3 separate regions of the Homo sapiens genome follow, and all the other regions are linked to region 3. A link is a loop called in an ENCODE intact Hi-C map of the cell type or tissue named here. Cell type or tissue: endothelial cell of umbilical vein. All regions are shown on one strand.

The links. Peaks named below come from ENCODE experiments on the same cell type or tissue, not always from the same donor. Only the 100,000 strongest peaks of a DNase experiment are listed, where the experiment ranks them.
Region 1: a loop joins it to region 3, with 11 times the contacts of the local background. A loop is called at or near these places in 90 of 110 quality-filtered maps.
Region 2: a loop joins it to region 3, with 7 times the contacts of the local background. A loop is called at or near these places in 90 of 110 quality-filtered maps.

What each region holds. Positions count from the first base shown.
Region 1 is chr18:3,582,613-3,590,612 of GRCh38, forward strand. The region is part of intron 7 of DLGAP1 (DLG associated protein 1); the gene reads right to left. Among named protein-coding and RNA genes, the nearest start is that of DLGAP1-AS1, 7.5 kb to the right of the region's middle. RefSeq lists an enhancer at 4,326-4,495. In endothelial cell of umbilical vein, a CTCF peak has its summit at 3,413 (motif pointing left); a DNase peak (open chromatin) is centred at 3,379.
Region 2 is chr18:3,445,032-3,453,031 of GRCh38, forward strand. It overlaps TGIF1 (TGFB induced factor homeobox 1), which reads left to right and starts at 5,141. Exons shown (of 3, transcript NM_003244.4): 1 at 5,141-5,474. The coding sequence starts at 5,459. LOC124904237 (a long non-coding RNA gene) reads right to left here and starts at 5,625. Exons shown (of 2, transcript XR_007066269.1): 1 at 5,501-5,625; 2 at 1,975-2,155. RefSeq lists silencers at 3,161-3,230, 4,891-5,000, 5,031-5,190, 5,831-5,880 and enhancers at 3,352-3,973, 3,941-4,080, 3,974-4,593, 4,181-4,370, 6,458-7,079 and 2 more. In endothelial cell of umbilical vein, no CTCF peak of the experiment used is centred here; DNase peaks (open chromatin) are centred at 3,240, 4,040, 5,690, 6,510 and 6 weaker places; H3K4me3 peaks cover 5,677 bases; H3K27ac peaks cover 6,379 bases.
Region 3 is chr18:3,278,407-3,286,406 of GRCh38, forward strand. MYL12B (myosin light chain 12B) reads left to right here. Exons shown (of 4, transcript NM_033546.4): 4 at 1-55. Among named protein-coding and RNA genes, the nearest start is that of MYL12-AS1, 20 kb to the left of the region's middle. In endothelial cell of umbilical vein, a CTCF peak has its summit at 3,190 (motif pointing right); DNase peaks (open chromatin) are centred at 3,245, 3,685 and 4,345; H3K4me3 peaks cover 278 bases; H3K27ac peaks cover 2,488 bases.

The DNA.
Region 1 (8,000 bases), 300 kb after region 3:
AGGGAAAAAACTAAATATAGCTAATATTAAACAGAGTAACTCATTAGAAGAGATTTTAGTGGTTGATAATAAATATGGAAAAAGAAAAAAGGAAGGCAAAGAGGTTGTGAGGATGCGTGTTCTGATCCTAATAACAAGGACGAGGTGTCTGGGGGAGAAGGGTACACACGCCATGGTAGCTGCTGCAACTTGTTTATCGAAGCCAGTTCCTTCCTTCCTTCTTTCCTCCCTCCCCCCTCCCTCCCTCCCTCCTTCCTTCCTTCTTTCCTTTCTTCCTCCCTGCTTTTCCTTTTTCCCTCCTTCCTGTAAAAATATTTTTAAAAAATAGAGAGGAGGTCTCTCTGTGTTGCCCAGGCTGGTCTTGAACTCTGGGCTCAAGAGATCCTCTCCCTTAGGCCTCCTTTCAAAGGACAGAAGAGGAAGCTGTTGCCTATATCCTGACAGACAGACACATAGAAGTGCTGGGATTACAAGCGTGAGCCACCGGGCCCGGCCACTTCCCACCTTTCTGTCTTTCTGCCTGACTGACCGACCTACCTACCTACCTACCTACCTACCTACCTACCTACCTACCTTCCTTCCTTCCTTCCTTCCTTCCTTCCCTCCTCCCTCCCTCCCTTTCTCTCTCTGTCCCTCTGTGTTTCCCCACCTCCTTCCCTTCTTTCCTTCCTTCCCTCCTTCAGTCTTTTTCTTTTCTCTGTCTACCTGTCTTGTCATCCTTCCTTTTCCTTCTCTCTCTCTCTCCGTCTCCCTCTTTCTTGTCTTTCCCCTTCCTCCTCCTCTCTGTCTTCCTTCTTCACTTCCACCTTGCCTATCTCTCTCTCTGTCTTTTTCTGGATAAACTCTCACTATATAAACTTCTTTTGTTTAATTTTTGCTTGTTTCTGAGCAGAACTACTCACTGAGAGTATTTACACTGTACAAAAGTCTCCTATTGTAGAAATTAATCCACATGCTAGCTTATAAATCAGTCTTCGTGGGTTTGGTCTGTATGAGTCACTCCCTAAAGTGTCTTTCTTTAGGGCAACTTGGTCAAGTCAAGGGCCTGAATCTGACTGGGTGTGGTGGCTCTCGCCTGTAATCCCAGCACTTTGGGAGGCCCAGGCGGGTGGATCACCTGAGGTCAGGAGTTTGAGACGAGCCTGGTCAACATGGTGAAACCTCATCTGTACTAAAAATACAAAAATTAGCCGGGTGTGGTGGTGCATGCCTGTAATCCCAGCCACTTGGGAGACTGAGGTAGCAGAATTGCTTGAACCTGGGGGGAGGAGGTTGCAGTGAGCTGAGATCGTGCCACTGCACTCCAGCCTAGGCCACAGAGCAAGATTCGGTCTAAAAAAAATGGTGGGGGCCTGAATCTAGGCTGCTGAGTACAATTTTGGACCCGTACAAGGGGGTCAAGGTCTATTTGGAGGCTCCCGACAGCAGCCTCAGCCCCTCCCTCTAGCCATTTGATTACAACGCTGAGGGTTTTGAAGAAGCTTTACACGTTGGCTTTCAGTTTCTCATTTGTAAAGCATGATTTAAGAAAATAAGGATCAAAAATGAATTAAGTTTCCAAGTGGGACTCCGGTCAGTGAAGCACAATTCCTTAAGCAGCTATTATAAATTCATTCAAATAATTATGCTTCCATCATTTCCTCCCCACCCCACCCCAGCCCACCCACTCTCACAGGTGGTGTCACTGTGGCTCCATCACATCAGCTAGACCTGGCCATGCAGTCCCAACTTGTTACCTACAGTTCCAGCTGCCAACTCAGGCCATCTCACTGAATGAAATACTTGCTTCAACATTGAAGATGTTTCCTCTGGCCACTCAGAGGAAACACCCTATAATGAACAATAAACAAAAGGACTCTATTATGCTGTCCTGCTGTTTCAGTGGCCTATGATTTGGAGTAATTTCCTTAACCATAAAATAGATGGAGACAATAATGTTTGGCTATTTCCCAGGGATTGCCTGAGTATTGGAGGAATAAATCAAGCAAATGTCTCATTACAATATCATATGGACTCTGGGATGGGGAAAGACAAGGTGCATGACATAGAGGCAGTCACCCCTCATTCCCTGGGTGGATGACTGGCAGAGGCCCAGCCCAGGAGAACTTCCCATCTATGTTGACTCATGAAACACACAACTTCATCTCTCTTTTTTTTAGAGATAGGGTCTCACTCTGTCATCAGGTTGGAAGGCAGTGGCACGATCATGGCTCACTGCAGCCTCGATCTCCTAGGCTCAAGCAATCCTCCCACTTCAATCTCTTGAGCAGCTGGGACTAACAGGTGTGCACCACCACATCCAGCTAATTTTTTATTTTTTGTAGAGATGGGGGTCTTGTTGTGTTGCCCAGGCTGGTCTTGAACCCCTGGCTTCAAGCGATCCTCCCATCTTGGCCTCTCAAAGTGCTGGGATTAGAGGCATTAGCCACTATGCCATGCCCGGCCCATCTTTATCATTTGAATGCAGCTCAACAATAAGTGTCGACTTCCTCATTTTTTAGCTAATGCACCTGACAGGAAATACGACTCAGGGAAAATACAGTGCTTGCAAGGTGCAGAGTCAGGAGCGAGCCAGCCAGCCTCAGGTTCTTCCCACTAGCCCACAGCTAAGCCTCTGGCTAAACAATGCCAGTGCATATACATTGTAAATATCTTGCCTCACTCAATTTAGTTTCTTGCATCCAAACCATGGTGGAGCTCTGGTTCCCAGAGAGGCATGAGTGATGGTAGTCCTGCTGGGAGTAACGCTCATCTCAGTGATTCAGCTGAAGACCCAGAGTGGGTGGGAGCCATAATTAGGATAGAACCTCTCCCTGCTAAAATTGAATGAAACTACAGCATTGTACCACTTCTCCTAAGACATGTCTTTACAACGTGAACTCACTATTTTGTTCAAAATGGATTCTCAGGACATTCCGCCCACTGATATTTCAAGAAGCTAAATAACATATTCCAACATCAAATGTCTGATCTTTTGGATTATGTATTGCTTCTTGTTAGCTCTCCTTGGTTTCTTCTTTTAGTGTGGATAATCCAAACTGGACAGTGAGGCCAGGCACAGTGGTTCACACCTGTCATCCCAGCGTTTTGGGAGACTATGGTGGGAGGACTGCTTGAGTCCAGGAGTTGCAGACCAGCCTGGGCAAGATAACGAGATCCCATCTCTACACAATTAGAAAACAAAACCAAACAGTCCCCCTCCAAAAAAAAGCTAGATAATTCAGCCAAATATGGAATCATTTGATTTGCTGTGACATACAGTAAAAATCCTGCCATGATGTGATAAGTGGGGGTGGGAGGGGCTAGTTCACATTGTTTCCAACGCATGACTGACCTTGGGGACTGAGCCTCCAGTGCGGCTCCTACACTCCCCAGGCCAACTGCAATTGGACGCCACCTGGTGGCTGTTGTCAGCTCATCTTCGCTATCGATAGGGATAACTCTGGATACCTTGCTCAACAGGGACATTGGCAGAGTTCCAGTAATGCTTGACATCTACCATGGTTAGACTGGACAGGGAGAATACTGGAGACATGGCTTCTCCAACAGGGTGGTCCAGCCCCCAACACCCAAAGAAGATAAGATTTTGAGATCCCCCCCAACTTCGAATAAGGGAGCTGAATGGAGGGCAGGAACCATCTCCCATGTTGTTATACGGAGGGACATTACTCATTATTATGAGGCTTAAGGAAAGGAACCATCTCCCATGTTGTTATACGGAGGGGCATTACTCATTATTATGAGACTTAAGGACAGGAACCATCTCCCATGCTGTTATGCTGAGGGACTTTACTCGTTATTATGAGGCTTCACTGCAGTGAGCGGCACTGTCCAGTCATGGGCTAGGAAGGTAAAAGGAATTCAAATCTTCATGACTGCTTTTTTTTTTTCAACTACAGACGGGATCTCACTGTGCTGTGTACGCTGGCCTTGAACTCCCAGATTTAAGAGATCCTCCCCCTCTGCCTGCTGAATAGGTGGCACAACGGGCGCATGCCACCATGCCCGGCTTAAGATTGCCATTTGAAGGAGAGGAAAGGGATTCAAATCACAACTCACACTTCCCCATAGTTCCCCTTCTTCATTTTCCAATTCTTCTGCACTCCAAAACTCATACAACGAAATCCTTCCATTTTCCCCAACATCCCCCTTTCCTAGATTTGCTAAGCCCTAAACCCACACTTCTCTCCTAAGGGTATTTTGTTTGTTGGTTGGTTGGTTTCAGTTCTACTCTCAGAATTCAGTGCCAGGAAAGATTTAGAACCCACTGAGAAGGTCTGAGCACCAGCAGGTGTGTGACACATAAGAGTGAGACTGAAGGAGGGTGAAACACCAGCCAATATGTTTGTCTTGCCTGGTCAAAACAGAAAGAGAAAATGAGAAAGAGAAAAAGAGAAAACGAGCAGTTTCTATACAGTAAGTGAAACATCTGATTTGTTTAAGAGTGACGTTCTCTTTTTATTTTGAGACGGAGTTTCGCTCTTGTCGCCCAGGTGCAATGGTGCAATCTCGGCTCACTGCAACCTCTGCCTCCCGGGTTCAAGCAATTCTCCTGCCTCAGCCTCTGGAGTAGGTGGGATTACAGGCCTGCGCCACCATGCCTGGCTAATTTTTGTGGGTTTAGTAGAGACAGAGTTTCACCATGTTGGCCAGGCTAGTCTCAAACCCCTGACCTCAGGTGATTCACCTGCCTCGGCCTCCCAAAGTGCTGGGATTACAGGCATGAGCCACCGCTCCCTGCAAGAATTGAGAGGTGAAGCCAGCTGGACTTCCTGGGTCGAGTGGGGACTTGGAGAACTTTTCTAGCTAAAGGATTGTAAACGCACCAATCAGCACCTGTGTCTAGCTAAAGGATTGTAAACGCACCAATCGGCACTCTGTAAAAACGGACCAATCAACACTCTGTAAAACGGATCAATCAGCAGGACGTGGGCGGGGACAAATAAGGGAATAAAAGTTGGCCACCCCAGCCAGCAGCAGCAATCCCGCTTGGGTCCCCTTCCATGCTGTGGAAGCTTTGTTCTTTCGCTCTTCACAATAAATCTTGCTGCTGCTCACTCTTTGGGTCCACACTACCTTTATGAGCTGTAACACTCATTGTGAGGGTCTGTGGCTTCATTCCTGAAGTCAGCGAGACCACTAACCCACCGGGAGGAACAAACAACTCCGCACACACCAGCTTTAAGAGCTGTAACACTCACCATGAGGGTCCGCGGCTTCATTCTTGAAGTCAGCAAGACCAGGAACCCACAAGAAGGAATAAATTCCAGACACAGAATGACGTTCTCAAAAACAATGATTTTTAAAATGTAAGTGGAACTTGAAAAAAGAAATGATGCTGTATTTTTTATCACCATTACTGCTTTCCTTTGCCCTGATAAGTTTTTTGTTCATTTCAAATGAAATTATTTTTTTCCTCATCTGGCTGAAAGGACTCTTATCCATTTATGAGAGAGTTGCAGAACTAGAGCTGCAGATTTCAGTGACATTTTCATTCAGTGGATACTGTAGTGCACAGAGAGACCAGAGGTTGGTATTTACATTTAAGAAGTTATATATTTTTGGGGCCGGGCGCTGTGGCTCACGCCTGTAATCCCAGAACTTTGGGAGGCTGAGGCGGCCAGATCACCTGAGGTTGGGAGTTCGAGACCAGCCTGAACAACATGGAGGAACCCCATCTCTACTAAAAATACAAAATTAGTCAGGCGTGGCAGCACATGCATCTAACCCCAGCTACTCGGGAGGCTGAGGCAGGAGAATCACTTGAACCTGGGAGGCGGAGGTTGCGGTGAGCCGAGATTGCGCCATTGCACTCCAGCCTGGGCAATAAGAATGAAACTCCGTCTCAAAAAAAAAAAAAGTTATATTTTTAAGAAAGACATTATACGGCAGAGTGCGGTGGCTCGCTCCTGTAATCCCAGCACTTTGGGATGCTGAGGCAGGTGGATCACAAGGTCAGGAGATCAAGACCATCCTGGCCAACATGTTGAAACCCCATCTCTACTAAAAATACAAAAATTAGCCAGGCGTGGTGGTGTGTGCCTGTATTCCCAGCTACTCAGGAGGCTGAGGCAGGAGAATTGCTTGAGCCCGGGAGGCGGAGGTTGCAGTGAGCCAAGATCGCGCCACTGCACTCCAGCCTGAGCGACAGAGCGAGACTCCATCTCAAAAAAAAAAAAAAGAAAAAAGAAAGAAAGACATTATAGAGAAAACAACACATTCCTATCATTTCAGCTTCGAGCTAGCTCATGATTGAATATTGCCTACATTTGTATGGAAAGATAATGCGGCCAGGCGCGGTGGCTTATGCCTGTAATCCTGGCACTTTAGGAGGCCAAGGCAGGGGATAATTTGAGGTCGCGAGTTCGAAACCAGCCTGGTCAACATGGTGAAACCCCGTCTCTACTAAAAATATATAAAAAAAAATTAACCCAGCGTGGTGGCAGGCGCCTGTAATCCCAGCTATTTGGGAGGCTGAGGCGGGAGAACTGCTTGAACCCAAGAGGCAGAGGTTGCAGTGAGCCAAGATCGTACCTCTGCACTCCAGCCTGGGCGACAGAATGAAACTCCGTCTGAAAAAAAGAAAAAAAAGAAAAAAAGAAAGTGTTGCAAGCTTCAGGAAGGCCTGGGCCAGAGATTATTTTATTCTGTAGTGGTGAAGATGTTCTGGCAAATTATCCAGACTCTCTTTCCACTCTGGTTATCCTTCAAGTTTAACAGCACACAAGTGTCAGGCGGCCACAAAACAGATGTGAGATCAAACTCCCTTTTTGTGCCTTTTTATTCATAAACCCTTACCAGCTAAGCGAATGGATCATACACCATAAGCTATGTAGAGCAACTATTTAGCAGTTCCTGATTACTGCATTTTAGAAATTCTTTAAAACATGAGAGAGCAAGTCCATAAGGAACCACAAATAAAAACACAATAAGACAAAGTAATTAAACTTATATATAAATTAAATTATATATAGATATATATGCAGATGTCCCAGAGTCAAGTAACATCTTTTTGATGTAAACATGTTGTTACCCCAAGGCGTTGTTATTAAGTGCAGCTATTATCAAGCAAGCTGTGATTTGATCATCCTTGAGAAGTGGCAGCGCCTACACAGAGCTCATGGGGAAAGCAACCTTGGATTTGCTGTGAGTTCTATCAGATGGTGTCATCTTACTGAGATGAAGACTACCAGAGAGAAGGGCTGCCTTGGTCCACTGTCTAAAATCTGCTGAGGGCAAAGTTCTCCCGATTTGGTCCAGGTGATCAGCAGTTGTTCAACAAGCCCTCAAAAAGAAGGCCTTTATTTCTTTATTTGAGACAGAGTTTCGCTCTTGTTGCCCAGGCTGGAGCGCAATGGCACCGTCTCGGCTCACTGCAACATCCACCTCCCAGGTTCAAGCAATTCTCCTGCTTCAGCCTCCTGAGTAGCTGGGATTACAGGCATGTGCCACCACACCAGGCTAATTTTTTTTATTTAATAGAGATGGGGTTTCACCATGTTGGTCAGGCTGGTCTCGAACTCCTGACCTCAGGTGATCCAGCTCCCTTAGCCTCCCAAAGTGTTGGGATTACACGTGTGAGTCACTGTGCCTGGCCAAAAGGGCTTTATTAAAAAGATTTTTAAAATCTAATGGGGTTGACAGAAGCGTGCTGGAACTGGCCCTTCTCAGCTTGCTAAGCTCGATTGTGCACATTTCTTTCTACCTCTGTATTCAGTCACTTTTCACTGTTAGCTTGAAATTGTTGACCTTGGTGTATTTACACCATGGAAATCAGCAAATGCCTGAAATCCAGGTTCCCCCCTGTGGATTTTCTTCAATCAGAGAGCCGGTTGTTAAGCATTTCCAACACCCCTGTGTGTACAGAGCAGGGTTATTCAAAGCCTGGTCTGCAGAGTGGTGCCCGTTTGCAAACTGTGTCACAGTGCAGGGTGACACATGCTATGAAAATTGAGTGTAGGGTCAGGTACGGTGGCCCACACCTGTAATCCCAGCACTCT
Region 2 (8,000 bases), 170 kb after region 3:
CAGGGATGTCACTAAATATCCTACAATGCACAGGACAGCCCCACAAGAAAGAATGATCCAGCCCCAAACGTCAATAGGGCTGTGGTTGAGAACTCCTGAGCCACACGATGGCAGCGGGGCTACCTAATTTAGGTCAGGTGATCAGCGAAGACTCCTCTAAGAAGTAACATTTAGGCCTAGCCTTGACTGGTGAGAAACTGCCAGAGGATCAACAAGTGGTGAAGGAACATCCCGGGCAGAGGGGACTTGGGAACAAGTAACAATGGAAAACCCATTGCCTTTGTGCATAATATACAAATGCCTAAATGAAGAATGGAAGGGGGCAGTTACCAGGTCGGCCATGTCTCACTTAGTATATTCTCTCTTGCTTGAATTTTCAGAACTTTTTTTGTAGTTAAAAAATGAGAAGAAGGCCGGGCGTAGTGGCTCACGCCTGTAATCCCAGCACTTTGGGAGGCTGAGGCGGGCGGATCATGAGGTCAGGATATCGAGACCATCCTGGCTAACATGGTGAAACCCTGTCTCTACTAAAAACACAAAAAATTAGACGGGCGTGGTGGCAGGTGCCTGTGGTCCCAGCTACTCGGGAGGCTGAGGCAGGAGAATGGCGTGAACCCAGGAGGCAGAGCTTGCAGTGAGCCGAGATTGCGCCACTGCACTCCAGCCTGGGTGACAGAGCAAGACTCTGTCTCAAAAAAAAAAAAAAAAAAAAAAAAAAAAAAGAGAAGAAAAGCAAAAAAAAAAAAAAAAAAAAAAGCGCAGACAGATTGGAAGAGAGCTTCTTGTAAAACTGGAGGTAGATTTCAGAGCACAACCCCCCACAGTGTTCAGGAGGCCCTGGCGTCCCTGGCATAATCTGAGGTTAGTTTCTGCCCTCCACATCCATCTGACCTTCTGAAATGACAAGATTTCCCAGAGACCACTTGATTTATAATCAGATAATTTATGTTGGGTACCCAGTTTTATGCCTTTTAACTTTGTTATATTTGGATGTGTTAAGTGATCTTGACTTTTTAAAAAAAATAACTAACATCACTAGTTTGGGCATTAAGTGAGATTAAATAAGTGTTTCATAAACTGTAAAGAATAATACAGACACAGATGTTGAGAATAAGGAGAGTGAAGCTTGTGCTCAAGGAATTATCTTTCCGTTTTTTTGTTTTTGTTTTTGAGACAGAGTCTTGCTCTGTCACCCAGGCTGGAGTGCAATGGCACGATCTCAGCTTTCTGCAACCTCTGTCTCCCAGGTTCAAGCAACCCTCCTGTCTCAGCCTCCCAAGTAGCTGGGACTACAGTCACACGCCACCACGCCCGGCTAATTTTTGTATTTTTAGTAGAGATGGGGTTTCACCATATTGGTCAGGCTGGTCTCAAACTCCTGACCTCAGGTGATCCACCCACCTCGGCCTCCCAAAGTGGTGGGATTACAGGTGTGAGCCACAGCGCCCTGCCTATCTTTTCGTTTTATCCCCTGGATTCCAAAACTCATTTAGGTAAAGAGAAGTGATGACTTGGCTACAGAGGAAAAAGGAGGGCCGGGAAGGGAAGTGCAGGCTAGGAAAAGTGACTAAAAACAAAAGTAGTAGCACCAGTTACACTATTCATGCAAGGAAGCTGAGGAGAATTATCCTGATGGGGCTGATAAAATCACCTCAAGATGGCTCTAGGCCACCCCAGGTTCTTAAGACAATGGTCAGCTCTTTCTTAAGCAGTCCAAGACCCTCTGACCTGAGATGTGACTGGATGATTACAGACCTCTTGTCCAGTGTTTAGAGCCTAGCTGTCTGCATATTTTATAAAGATATCTGCCTTCCAGAGACTGGAAGTGAAAGAGATCCAATGACTGGGTGAGTCACCCTTTCTCCACCTAGAACACAGTCCTTGATGGAACTCATGCTTTATCAATTGTTGTTGAGTAGAAGAAACAAATACATCCTCCAATCTTCACTTGGTGGACCTGGCATCAAAAAATAATCATATTAAGTGCGTTTATTAGTACACTTTTCTGGCTTATCTGCCTTTCCAAGTTTCTATTTGAGTTCTTGCCTTTGAAGGGTTTGCAGGCTGTGAAAAGTAACTTAACTTTTTAACAACTTTCTTTGCTTGGCCTTGAGGCAGCTTCAGAAGATAAGACGCCAAAAGGAACTATGTGTGCCTGGAGAGAAAAAAAATAATGGTGAAAAACGTTTATCAGTAGCCTCCGCCAGCACCAAGCAACGCCTCAATTTTACTCAAGCAATTTCCCAATTCAAGTAACATTCATATGAATCAGCAAATAATATGTAGCAAATTTGAATCTATATACTTTAAAAAAAAAAAAAAAGCACTGGAAAGAATCTTAAAAGTCATTGAATCCGTTTTATAGCAAGGCCCCGAGACTGGAAGGGACTGACAGAGCTAGAAATGAAACTTGTTTTTCCACCTCGAGAAAAACGAATCAACAAAAAATACCCTAAGCAATTGCTGGTATCTGAAGCCCACTTTTTTGAGGCTGTTCCCTTTGTTACGTTGCGCTGACCCTAGGCACTTTCTTCCCAGAATGCACCAAGAATCCGAAACTCCAAACAAGTTTGAGATCAGCGTTGGCTGGGGGGAGGCAGTGGGGGTGCATCTACGGGAGCGGTTGGGCTGTAAGCTTTCGCTACATCACAGAATTGTGCCAGTGTTTCTCTTTGGAGTGCCTCGCCAGCTTTAACAACCGTTTGGATATGACTTGCTCGGGCAAAAGTTGTGCATTGGCCCGATCAAGCCTGACTTCTAGCCAAGGTGAGTTCACATCTCCGTTTTTTCCTCCCCCTAATTCGAAAGAGGCTTTCAATTGTCTCCGCCCCTCCCCCCTTCTCCTGGAAAGTTTGTTTTCAAGCTATAAACCCTTTCCAATTCTCGGTTCCCATCTCGGTTGCCTGAGAATCGCAGTCATTAGCCAAGTCCACTTGGACGAAAGCAAAGCTACCTTTGTGTACATAATGAGAGCCACCGCGTGGCCAAGGAGAACCACGGGGAAGAGGGAAACATTTTTGTCTCGAGCTGGCTAAAGCGGGCGGGGGGGGAGGTAGGGTTAAACCGACCGAAGGCGTGTTTTGTGGAGTGGCTTCGAAAGCGGCCGAGGCAGCCGAAGCCGCTTTCGAAGTTAGCAAACAAAGCGTCTCCCCAGTAACCGCCCGGTTCCAGACGAGGCTCCTGCCACTCAGGCCGCGGAGTCGCAGCGTCGCCCAGCCCCCGGCTCCTCCTCCCTGCGTCTCTCCTCCCTCCGCTCCCGGCTCCCCAGCGGATAGGAGCCACCAATCCCAGCCACAGACAACCCTTCAAACGAAATAGCGAGGCGGCCCCCTCTAACGGGCGGCGGGGGCGCTGGCCCCCTCCCTGCGCCACATCTGTCCCGCACCGGGCGCAGCAGCTGATTCATCTGCAGCCAGGTCCGGGAAGGAACTGTGCTCCCGGCAGTTGCAGGGCAGCGTCCGGGCGGGTGGCTTGTCCCCAGGACCGCGCTCCCCCCGAGCCGTTTTAGGTGTGTGTTCTCTTCTGTCCCGAGCAGTCAGCAAACCACAGAAGAAAAAAATCGTAAGGTTGCTGCCTTCTTAGAGAGACGCTTTTTTTCCCTGTTGATTCATTTTAGTCCTGTAATTGGAAAAACCACCCAGGCTTTTTAAACTCTGGCCTCCACGCATTCTAGGGGCGGGGGTGTCTTTTTTTTTTTTTTTTTTTTTGAGGGAGGGTGGCAGGCTAGCTCTAGTTCCTGAAACAGACGCTCCGAAGTCGAGTTAGTTATCCCTTGGCCGTCTTAGTACTCCTCGGGTTTAATCTTATTTCCACAGAGTTTCTTCTGCCGGGATCTCCACCGAGGTTACCGAACAAAAACAGCACAGAGCCCAGACTGGAGGCAGACCCGGGCGCTGTCTCTGCTAGGCTTATTTACGTTTAGGGCTTTTCTTTCCTTTTTTTAAAGTGATGGGGGAAGTCTCATTGTGTGGCATGTGACAGTTCGTTTGCTTCAAAACAACAGGACGTAACCACGCGAAAACTAGAACCAGAGGAGGGGGCATGCGTTTCTTCAAGTCAGCCAAACAGCATCTGGTCTTTGAAAGCGCAATTTCATCAAGAAACTCCTGTTGGATCCCTCCTAACTGTGGACCAAAATAAGCCAACAGGAACGGGTGTTTACTTAATGGCTAGTTTCTGTTTGAAATGGGAGGAGGGATCCCCTAGCAGGGTTCCAATCCGAAGAGTAGACACTGTTGACCGAAACAGACGAGCAGGCACGGCGTGGTCACCCCTTAGCTATAAAAGTGGCCGCTGCCGGGGTTCGGCGACTCGGGGTGTCAGGCGGAGTCTTGGTGAGGCAGGCGCGCGCCCGGCCGTCCCCGGGCAGAGACGTTTAAAGAGCATGTGAGCGTGACAAGTGTCTGTCCGCAACGTGTCAGATTTCGAAACTGCCTTGCAATCCAGTCCGGAACTCGCAGCTTTAGCCCGGGGGAACAGACGTTCGTTTAGGCTGTGTCTCATCATTCCCCCCCGCCCCACCCCCGCCGACCTCCCACTGTCGCTGCTGGAGGAAGAGCCCCGGGAGGAGAAGGGTGCGCCGCGCCGCGCCCGCGTGTCAATGGCAGCCGCGCATTCTGGAAGAAGTTGGTTCTTGTCTCGAATACTTTTCCTCCCGTGCCCCGCCCCTTGAATCAGAGGCGGCTGTCTCGTGCGGCTAGAGCAGGGCCAGTAGAGTTCGGGGCAGCTGTCAAAAACGAGACGGGGAGGCTTTTCTTCCCGGGGGTGGAGGAGGGAAGGAGGGAGGTGTCCTTTTTTCCATCTGTTGCAGTTTCCGAACCAAACGCACCCTCGCCAGCCCCGGGAAGAAAGGCCCAAGGGAGAAACCTGGGGCGCTCGGCTGGTGCCCCCACCGCCGGGCGAGGGATGCGGGCGGTCCGTGCGCGGCAGGCGGAAAGGATCGTGTTTCTGGACCCGGCCACCCCCCGCGTCCGCACCGCCGCCCCCGAGGGACGAGTGACAGCGGCCGCCGCGCTCGGTCCAGTCTTCCCGGCTGGAAGGTGCGGGGGAGGGGCGGAGGAGCGGCGGGGCGGGAGGGGGACGGGGCGGGCGGCTGGGGGCGGAGGCAGGACCTCCTGTACCTTCCCTCCTCGCCTCTCTCACTCTGACAGCGCCGAGGTGCGCCGAGCAGGAGCAGGGAACAAAGGAGCGGAGAGGGGAGGGGAGAGAGTTGGGCGAGGGAGAGCCCCCGGCCGGCTGCCAGAAGATCCCGGCGGGAGGAAGCCCAAGTGTCACTTGAATTCCACCCAAGGAGCGGGCGCCTGGGATCAGAGCGTCCTGTTTAGCAATAACGGCTGGAGCACGTCCTACAAGTTACGGGAGAGTCGGCTGTGAAGGAGACGTTCGCTTATCCCCTGTGTCCCCGCTCCTGGCCCCTCCAGACCCCCGCCTTGCCTCGCGCTGGGAGGGGAGATCCAGAATGAAAGGCAAGAAAGGTAAGGCGGCCGCGGGCTGCGCGCACCAGAAGACGCGAGTCCGGGGAAACGTGCTGGCCGGGCCGCGCCGCGCGGAGTCACTTGGTGGACTTTTCCGCCCAGGGGCTCTCATGCTGGAGTGGCGGCCGTGCTCTTTGTTGAGGCTGCGTCTGAAACGGCAGCGGCTGTTTTCCTGCTAGACACAACACGAGGGGCTGTTGTGGGGCGAGCCTCTCCACGCTGCTGGCACGTTGTCAAGAAACACGCTCAGCGCCTTGTTTGTGCGCCTGCAAGTTTCATTGTCTCCGCCGACACCCCACGCTCGGCCCAGCCGCCGCGTGGCTTCTCGCTCTTTCTCGCGTGCTGGGGATATGGGGTCCGAGTAGGGAGGACCCAGCCCCTCGTTTTTCCCGATCCGGACCCAGGCGGCCGGGGCCGCGGGACCGCCGCGGCTTTGTCTGAAAGTTCCACTCCTAGGCTCCCCCCGCCCCCGCCCCCGCCGCCCCCCTACTCCCAGCCGGGCCCTAGCACTGTTCTTTAGGGATGTGGTGTTTTTACGATCGAAGGAATGCGATTCTGGACCCCCTCATCGCCCTCGGGTGTAAACAGCTTTGGAAAGCTAGACTTTTACAAATCCCCAGTCTCTAAAAGTTTTCCCACGATGAATTTTGGGGCAGGAGGAAGAGTTAGCACCCAGGGCCAGCAGCTTCAAGCGGCATGCAGTCAAAATGCGTCCAAATGTGACAAGCAGGCTTGGTTGTAAGTGCAAAGAGCAAGGCTGTCATTGTTTCCACGAAGTGTTCTGGAAGCTTTACAACTAAAACTTGCCGTCAGTTTGGTTTAAAAACAAAATACACCGGAGGGGGACGGGGGGTGGAGAAACCACACAAAACACCCCGAAAGGTCAGAGTGTGAAGTCCCTTTTGAAGTTAACAAAAATTGAGTCCCTGGCTGGGAGGTCCCCCGAGTGTTCCGCTGTGGGCTGGAGGTGGCGTTTCTGTCGTGATTTATGTGGAGTGGTTCAAAACAGAAGTTAATCACTCGGGAAGCGGACGGGAGGGGCGGCGCTACTGCGCATGCCCGGGAGCCGCCTGGAGTTTGGAACTCCACATTCTTTCAGACCCGGCCCGCTGCGGGGCGTTCCTGGGGGGTAGCCTCAAGGCCAGCGGGGTTCCTTCGGCTGCGTTTCTGTGGGAGGCCCTGAAACGCGCGGAGCTTCCCTCTGCCTCCAGGCTTTCCCAGCGAGAGTGAAATTAAACTTGAAACTCGGATCAACTGGCAGTCGTTGTTGGTAGAACGCCCTAAGGACCCCTCCCCGCGGGACGGAGGGAGGACTCGGGACAGGGAATTGGCCCTGGGAGAAAACGCGCGGGGGGCGTCCGAGACGCCCCGTGAAAGCCGTGCCGACCCTTGGGAGGACTGACAGGTCTAGAGACACGCGCTGTCTGTTGTGGTGGGCCTCCCGGGAATAAGTGAGGGGCTCTGTGTTTCGAGGATGGTTCTAGCGCAGAGCCGGGTGTCTGCCGGGGTGGGCTCCCCGCATTGTTCGGGCTCCGGCGGGGGCGGCTCTGATTCCTTTCCATGGCCCGCCTCCCACCCCGGGAATCCCCAGTGCTCCTTTTCCACGGCTTTTCTGGCGTCCCCCCGACTCTCCCGCGGCACTTTGGCCTACCTTCCCCCAGCGCCGTGGTCCTCCCTGGCGACCCCCTCTGCGCTCCTGGGGTCCTCCTGCGCCCCCCCTCCTCCACCGGCGCGCTGCCCACAGCCGCGTGCCCTCTCCCCGGAGCTGGGGACCAAGGCTGGGCCCCGCCGGCCGCATCGGTGGGAACTTCCGCGGTCCCCATCCCAGGGCGCACAGGGTCCAGCTCCTCGGCGCCGACTCCTGGAAACAATGAAAGGTGACGGGCTGAAGGGGAAACTTTGCGACTGGTTCAGGGCTCTTTGGGGGAGCCGAGGCTGCCGAGGTTACCCGGGTTTCTTTCCCCTTTTAGGTTTCCCTGGCGAGTCGTCTGGGGTGGGCAGGCCTCTGAGAAGGTGGGATTCACGGCCTCATTTCTAGTTTCTTGGGTCCTGGAGTTCCTTTGCTTGTGCTAACTCGTGCAGTGTGCGGGCCGGCCTGTTTCACTTGAGGCCGAGGAACTCTCAAGAACAAAAGCTACTTGCTTTTCCTCCTTGGGCCCCTCCCTCTCCCCGTGCTCCTCCGCCGTCCTCCTCTAAAACTACCTGGGAGGGGGGAGCCTTCCCCGTCGGCTCTGGAAAGACTCCTGAGGAAGTCGGGCCCTCCTTACTGTCTTGTCTTATAAAAGTCTGCAAATCTTTTCAAGTTTTCTTAAAACAAGTGCACTTTCAGCTCCATTCCTGAGCCCGGGGTAAGCTTGGTTTGTGATAATAGTGTGTCCTCCCAGAAAGCTGAGAGTGACGCCAAAAGATCTCCTAAAATGACTTAAAAACAATGAGAAGGATCGATAAGGAAAATCCACTAAGTCTTTTTGCTCCCAGTTTTTAACTGTTGAATTCCTGCTTTGGGATTGCTCTTTGGCTGGGGTA
Region 3 (8,000 bases):
CTTTTAAGTACCCTTTAACATTATTATGCAGTAAAAACTAGTTATGCCATTGTTTTTCACGCTTCTAGTCAGATGTTTATTAAATGATAAATATAGAATGTATCTGGGAAAACATTAAACATTGCGTTCATCTAAGATTCTGAGAAGAGGCAAAATTCCGAAGATTAGTTATTGTACATTTACTATATGTGGAGCGTTGTGCCTACACAATTTTTCTTGAATCTTCCCAACAACCTTGTGGGATTTTTATTAGCCCTGTATTTCAAGTGGGAGGACCTAGCATACTTGAGCAGTTGATTAGGGTAACTATTAGGACATGAGTTGGAATTCCAACCTAGGGCACCTAACTTCAGAGCTCACAGTGCTGGAACCACGATACTGTCTCTGAAAAGCCCCAAATGTCTAAAAGAGTCAAGACATTTCTGTTCTATTATGATACAATTCTGTGGTCATTATTGAAATTTAAAATAATCTTGGGGTAATTGATGATTGGAACAGAATTTCAGAAAATTCTATTCCAGGTTAAAATAAACAATACTATTGTGTGTTTGAAGGCACTTCATGTAATATATAGACTAGAAAAGAGCCGAAAGACAAGGTTGCTGTGAGCTCAGAATCCTCAAGGCCAAGCAATACGAGAATAAAGAGAACAATCTAAAAAAGGAAAAAATCCGTTTTAAAAAATTACCCAACGTTGTTCAATACCGATTTCCCCTCTTAAAAGTATTGTGATGGTATTTTGTCTGCTTAACACCAAAGCATTTATATGTTGTTTAATATTGGTGCTTTACAACTTGGGGCAGTAGGCTGGTCTGTATTCACTTGCTAACAATTTGCCTGGGCTTCCTTTTATCATTAGAATGAGGGAGCAGCTCATATGAACTGTCACATTTATCACCCAATCCTCTTAGTCTCTGAGGTATCAGTTCTACTTTTTATTAATAGACCTGAAGTTTAGACTGAAGCTCCTGCCCAAGATCTAACAAATATAAGAATCTACATCTGGCTCTTTTTTCCACTTAGAAGCTTAAACTCACCACAATGTGTCACAAAACCAGGTGGAGAATTGTGTGTTTCACAGGAAACAGAAAAATACGGTGGGATAATCTTGATGATTATTGAACCATTGTCAACCACCTGTTATGTACCCTACACTGTTGTAAGGGTTGGGGATAACTGGGGGGTGGGACAGACAAGGATGCTGCCCTCGTGGGACTGCATTCTCTGCTGGCAGACAATCCATGTGCAATTTCAGGTTAAGTGCTGTGCAGAGAACTGGGCATGCATGACAGGGTGGTCAGGAAAGGCCTCTGGGTGGTAAGCTGAGATCTGAATGACAGGAAGGAGGTCCGGACCCATGTGAGGATCAGGGCGAGGCTGTCGTGTGGTAGGAGCATCGGGAGAGCACATGGATGATACGGGTCCAGGGAGGGTATTTGGAGCAGAGTCCTAATGTGAAATGCAGGGAAGAAAGGTGATTTATATTTTTAAAATCAGTGTTGGTGCTGTGTCTTGAATGGAGGGGCACGAAGAGAAGCAAGAAGGCCGGTATGGAGGCTGTTGCCGTCGTCCAGGCAAGAGGGGGCAGCATGGACTCAGGTCCAGGGGAGATAGCTATAAAACGCCTCTCCGGGTCCTATCTGTTTCCTCCCCTCCAGCTCAGCCTTGTTTCCATCTCTGGCATAATCGTAACTGTGCTTATTTTATTGATCTGCTTAAAGCCAGATTTGAAAAATTGAGAGAAAAGTTTTGAAGATTAAAAACAAAAAAACTTAGTTGTTTCTCGACTGCCTTACGTTTACCTGACACACTGTTCTGTTTCATCTGTATTATTTGTGAAGAGTGTTGTGGAATCCAGTAGTGGAAGACACCTGGGCCAAGACTTTGTTTCTTTTTGGTGTCCAGTAAATATTATTAATGATGACGATGAAAACTTTGTCTACTTAATATCTCCTTTTGAGAACCACATAGTGACAATCTCCTAAGTTGATGGTTGATTCTGTGGCCACTGCAGTGAGTGTGTGTGTGTGGTCACATAGTGAAAATGCACTGAGTATTCACTATGTACGAAGCACGTTACACAACTGCCCTTTGAGGTAGGTCTTTTTGGGTTTTTTTTGTTTTTTTTTTTTGAGACAGAGTCACTCAGGCTGAAGTACAGTGGCACAGTCTTGGCTCACTGCAACCTCCACTTGCAGGTTCAATCAAGCGATTCTCGTGCCTCGGCCTCCCAAGTAGTTGGAATTACAGGTGTGCACCACCACACCTGGCTAATTTTCGTATTTTTAGTAGAGATGGGGTTTCACTATGTTGGCCAAGCTGGACTCAAACTCCTGGCCTCAAGTGATCCGCCCGCCTCAGCCTCCCAAAGTGCTGGGATTACAGGCATGAGCCACCGCGGCCGGCCTGAGGTAGGTATTGTTATCCCTGTTCTACAAATGAAATGTCAGGGGGCAAGGAAGTAACTTCCCAAAGTTACACAGGGAATAAGCAGTGGGGCAGTCACCTGAGCGCAGGCAGTTGTGCTCCTCCCAAGAAAGTGATTATGGAAACACCGTCGATAGTTTCTTATGGTCATGAGCCAGTTTTACAAGCGTTTGTGAATTGTGCTTGATCCTCAGAACGCTAGGAAGTGGATAAAGTAGGAATTGTCATCCCATTTCACAGATGAGATTACTGAAGTTACCTGACCTGCTCAACTTTGTATAACTAAAGAAGCTAGAGAAATGTCGAGCTTCTAACCTTTTTGACCGAGATGGGTGCTTCTCATTAAACCTATAATTTCCTAATTACATAATTAGTACCTGTAGCCTGATCAGAATGTCTCACAATGTATATATTTAATACTGTCTATCCTACGAGCAGCAATTATACTGATTTGCATCTCAAAATTGATATGTGTTAAAATATAAGAAACAGAAATATAAAATAAATTTATATTTCTTAAATTATAAGAAACACAGTTTTTGAAATAGAAACATAAACTACTGAAAAATCGGGTATAAAAAGATCCCTTAGAAACATCATCTGGGAAATCTGAATGAGGATGTAAAGATTTATCACATACTAAAATTTCAAGAAAAGGTTTCTTGTATAGAAAAATGATGAAGATGATGGATTGCACATATCACACAGTCTCTTAAGTGGATCTTTTTTTTTTAGAATGGTTGTCATAGGCAATTTTAGAGACAATAACTAGAAGTGTCACTAGGTGGCACTATTGTTCTTAATATAGTACTGTCTTAACCCATTCCCTAATGAATTTGAGATAAAGCAGCCAAATCATGAGTATCTAGACAGCATTATTGTCAGTAATGCTGTGACTTTCTCAAAGTTGTTTCTTAAATAATTGATGAAAAGTCTTACAATTAAATTCATACTATTTCATGAGCCCCAAATGTAGGGAATAATCTCTAGGACTCCTTTTTACAAATATCAATGGCAAATTCCCTTCCCCTTCTCCACCCCTTTTGCCTTTTCCTTCCCCTTCCCCTCCCCTCTTTTTTCCTTCCTTCCTTCCTTCCTTCCTTCCTTCCTTCCTTCCTTCCTCCTTCCTTCATTAATTTACAAGTATTTATTGAGTGCTTGGAAAGTGCCAGAATCTCAGCTTGGCTCCAGTGGCTTTTACACCGAAATAATGACCTTTGTTGAACATGAGATCATAGGCTTTGCACTGAAAAGACCAGACTTCCTCCACTTACTGACTTGAACAAGTCGTTCTTGTTACCATCACTTCAATTTTAGAGATGAGAAGGCTAAAGCACAGAGCTAGTGGTTATGTATGAAAATACTCTGTAAAATTATGCTTTATATAGGAATGCTATTATTACCACCTCAGGAATGTTGAGAACTGTATCTATTATAGTTCTAGATAATATACTCTAATAAGGCACCTAAGCTGATGAAAAACAGGTCTAGCACAAATGACTATGAGACAGCTTCTATTTTTTTTTTCTTTGAGATGGAGTCTTGCTCTGTCACCCAGGCTGGAGTGCAATGGCGTGATCTCGGCTCACTGCAACCTCCACCTCCCAGGTTCAAGAGATTCTCCCGCCTCAGCCTCCCAAGTAGCTGGGACTACAGGCGCCTGCCACCACGCCCAGCTAATTTTTGTATTTTTAGTAGAGACAGGGTTTTGCCATGTTGGCCAGGCTGGTCTCAAAAGGTACGAAAAGTATTTTGTGAGATGCGTATGAATGGGGGTGTTTAAATATAAAACACTGTTCTAACACGTCTCACAGGAGACCAGCCTAATCTTTTACCAGCCGCACTTAACTGCAGTTGATTGTATTGCCAGGACACAGGCTTCCTTTCAGACAGTCATTCTTAATGAACTTGATGATGATTCATATTTCCTCGTGGACACTGGTAACTAGCACAGCGAAAACCAATCTGAGGACCTTCGTCTACTCGCATTTTTTAATAATCCGAGTGTAAATTGAGGTTGGCTCATTTGGGAGGTTGTGCTTACTGTACTTTTTCTCAAGTAATCTTTTATTCAATCTATTTATTCAGTTCTTACTTACTGAAGTGTACATTACATCTGAGAGCCGAGGGTGATAGCGAAACTAGGACCCTACTCTCTGGGAGTGTTTTAATGCCCAGCACTTTGGAAGCACGTAACGAATGTGAGTTCTTATCTGTTACCAGGGTGCCAAACAGCTGTTCAGGAGCTGCGACGGGTGTCTAACTGCTCACTGAAGAGGTCAAAGAGAGCTTTGAGAAATGCTTGCCCTGACAGTGATGTTTGTTCTCTCAGTGCTACCGCTGATCGCCTTCATACCAGCCAATCGCATAGCTGAGAACTCAAGCAAGCACGAAATAGAAAAACCTCAATTTGAAGAGTTTTATATTGAAAATATCCAGGATTTCCTGATTATTTTACAGACAAGCTAACGAAATTCAGTAGATGACCTGCGTTTCATCGCTGCCAGATGATAAACATTTGGGAGCAGGGACCACTTGCTGAAAGGCATCTTGAGAGATATGCTCCCACTTCTCAGATCGGAAGACTAAGGCCCCAAAGCCTCCAGATCTAGCCTCTTAATCCAGGCTTCTTCTTAGCCACTGTGGTCTCACCCCGTTTATCAGGCAGTGGGATCTGTCTGCCCCACCCAACTCCAGAGCTTTTCCTTTTGTTTTGGAATTGCCCTTGAGTTCTGCGCTGCTCTTCTCCTCTTCCCCGTGGGTATGAAAACACCAAGGATGTCAACAGGAAAAGACAAGGATCTGTAAACAGAGAAGCGAGCAGGAAACAAGGCCCGCATTCATGGGAATAAACTCAGCAACCCTAGAACATTTGCCATTCATAACGGCAAATTTTAATCAGTGGTGCTGAGAAACTCTTCCCAAGCAAAAAAGGCTTGTGTCTCTCTGGGGTGGGCCTCTCTCCTTGCTCCAAATCTGGTCTTAGTTCCCAGTCTAAGGTAGCTAGGGGATCTTCACAGCACACTCCTTGAACAATATCACATTTATATAACCTTGCCCCTCCCTTGTTTGTGAGTCTGGCTATTTCTTTCCCTGTTAAAAGACAAAACCCCAACCTCGTCATAGAACACCCACCAAACAAGAGCAGGAATCCCTCTTTATCTGATGGGCTTGCCATGCAGAGCTGCGGACCCTGAGTTGCCTGGCAGATGGGAAGCAAGCCCATCCTGCCCTGTGGAGGGGAGGGGCGGAGGAGAGCCCACTGCCAGTCCACAGCGGCCACACTGGAGAGACCTGCAAATCCGGGCTGGCCGTGCAAATCCGGGCTCATTGTCAGGCTGGCAGCATTGGCCAGGCCTGAGTAAATCAAGTGAAACAGAAGACAGATGGATGTGACCAAGTTATTGCCAAGAGGAAACAGACAAGGTAATTTTAAAGAGATGAAAAATAAGCTTTTCTACTCTGCATAATCATGGAGATGGAAAAGGTTAGATTCTTGCTTACCTTTTCAGTGCATATCTGTGTTTTTATGCATATGATTTTTGTTGTGATTTTTTTCTTTTTGACCTCATATGTTGCACCTATCTGTCATGTCACTGCTACCACTTTGCTACTTTACCTGAATATGTGAAAACGGACCTCGATTTTGAAACTCTTCCGTGGCACATTTTTCTTTTATTTGAAAAGATGCGTTTGATTTAGAAAATACAAAGGCACTCTCCTACTTTCTTTGCACCTGGGCTAAATTGGACATAGGTATCAAAATTAGCTACCTCCTCACCTGTGAAAGAGACACTGATAACAGATTGAGGGTGGGATGGGCCGGCCGTGAGGACCTGTGGTGCAGGTCGGGGTTGTCCAGGCCAGGGCAGTGTGAGTCAGGGACAAGTATGTGTTCCAGCTTTTGTGCTTGTGTCACAGAGGTCAGAAATGACAAGCAGATAGGGAAATCTGTGGCTTTGGTTTAAAATAGAGCCCAGGTAGGCCGGGCACAGGGGCTCACACCTCTAATCCCAGCACTCTGGGAGGCCGAGGCGGGCGGATCACCTGAGGTTGGGAGTTCGAGACCGCCTGACCAACGTGGAGAAACCCCGTCTCTTCTAAAAATACAAAATTAGCTGGGCATGGTGGCCTATGCCTGTAATCCCAGCTACTCGGGAGGCTGAGGCAGGAGAATCACTTGAACCCGGGAGGCGGAGGTTGCGGTGAGCCGAGATCACGCCACTGTACTGCAGCCTGGGCAACAAGAGTGAAACTCCCTCTCAAAAAACAACAAAAAAAATAGAGCCCAGGTATTGTATTTTGAAATCAATTTATATATAATATGTGTGTTCCATGCATATGTGCACATGTGTGTTCATGCAGCCATAAATCAAACATCTCTGGAAAGACACACCAGAAGCTAGTTGCTGTTGTGGTGGGAATTTGTAGCCATGGGCCAGGGGTGAGAGGAAAACTTAATTACATTGTAAACACTTTCTTTTTAAAATTTTAGAATGTGCACTTGCATTTCCCATTAAAACTAAAACATATGATAATCATCTTAACTAAAGGATATATTCTTTACAAGCATAGGAAAAATCTCAAAGTAGTCCCATTAAGCAATTTCTTCCTTGGCATAAGGGGAATAAAATCCTAGTTGTCACCTCAGTTTGAAGGGAGGTTAAAGTGGGTTATCTTTCCTTTATGACTTTACTACAGAGATGTTGAAGGGCCAAGCATATGTTCCCAAGTAAGCAAGTGGCTCTTGAGTACCATGGGTTCGGGGGCTCCTGATAGCAGTGCTACGGCAAAGATGGTGAGAACTTTGGTGTTTGTGTTGGTTGGGCCTGGATGCCACCTTCCTGGCCCTGTCATTGGTTCACCCGTATTCTTAGAAAGATCTGAGCTGGAGTGGTGGAGATTGAGAAAATGAATGAATTGGAAGAAGATTCTGAAGAAGTAGGAGTGACTGAAGAATCTGTGAGCTCCTCTATTGACAGGGAAGAGCTCCCTTCCCTGTGGCCCCCAATACAAATGTGAAAACCAATCCCAGAAAAAAACAACAACAAAGATCACTAATAGCAGTAGAAAAAAATACATTGGGGGTGGGAAATATTATATTCTAATATTAGAAGTAGGAGACTAGTTAAGGAGCTCCTGCAGCACTTCGGCCAAAAAGGAGTGAGATGGTGAAGAAGCGGGCAGTTGCAGAAATGATAGGAGTGACACCGTGCTTTCCCTCCCCTGGAAGACAGGGATCAGGATGTCGCTGCAGGTCTACTTGAAGGTATCAGTAGAAATGGACAGACAGCATCTGTATTAGTCAGTTCTTACACTGCTACAAAGACATACTTGAGACTGGGTAATTTATAAAGGAAATAGGTTTAACTGACTCACAGATCTGCAGGCTGTACAGGAGGCTTGGCTGGGAGGCCTCAAGAAACTTACAATCATGGCTGAAGGGGAAGCCAGCACGTCTTACATGGCGGGAGGAGGAGGAAGAGAGAGAGCGGGAGGAGGGAAGAGAAAGAGCGAAAGGGGAAGTGCTACATACTTTCAAATGACCAGATCTTGTGAGAGCTCTATCACAG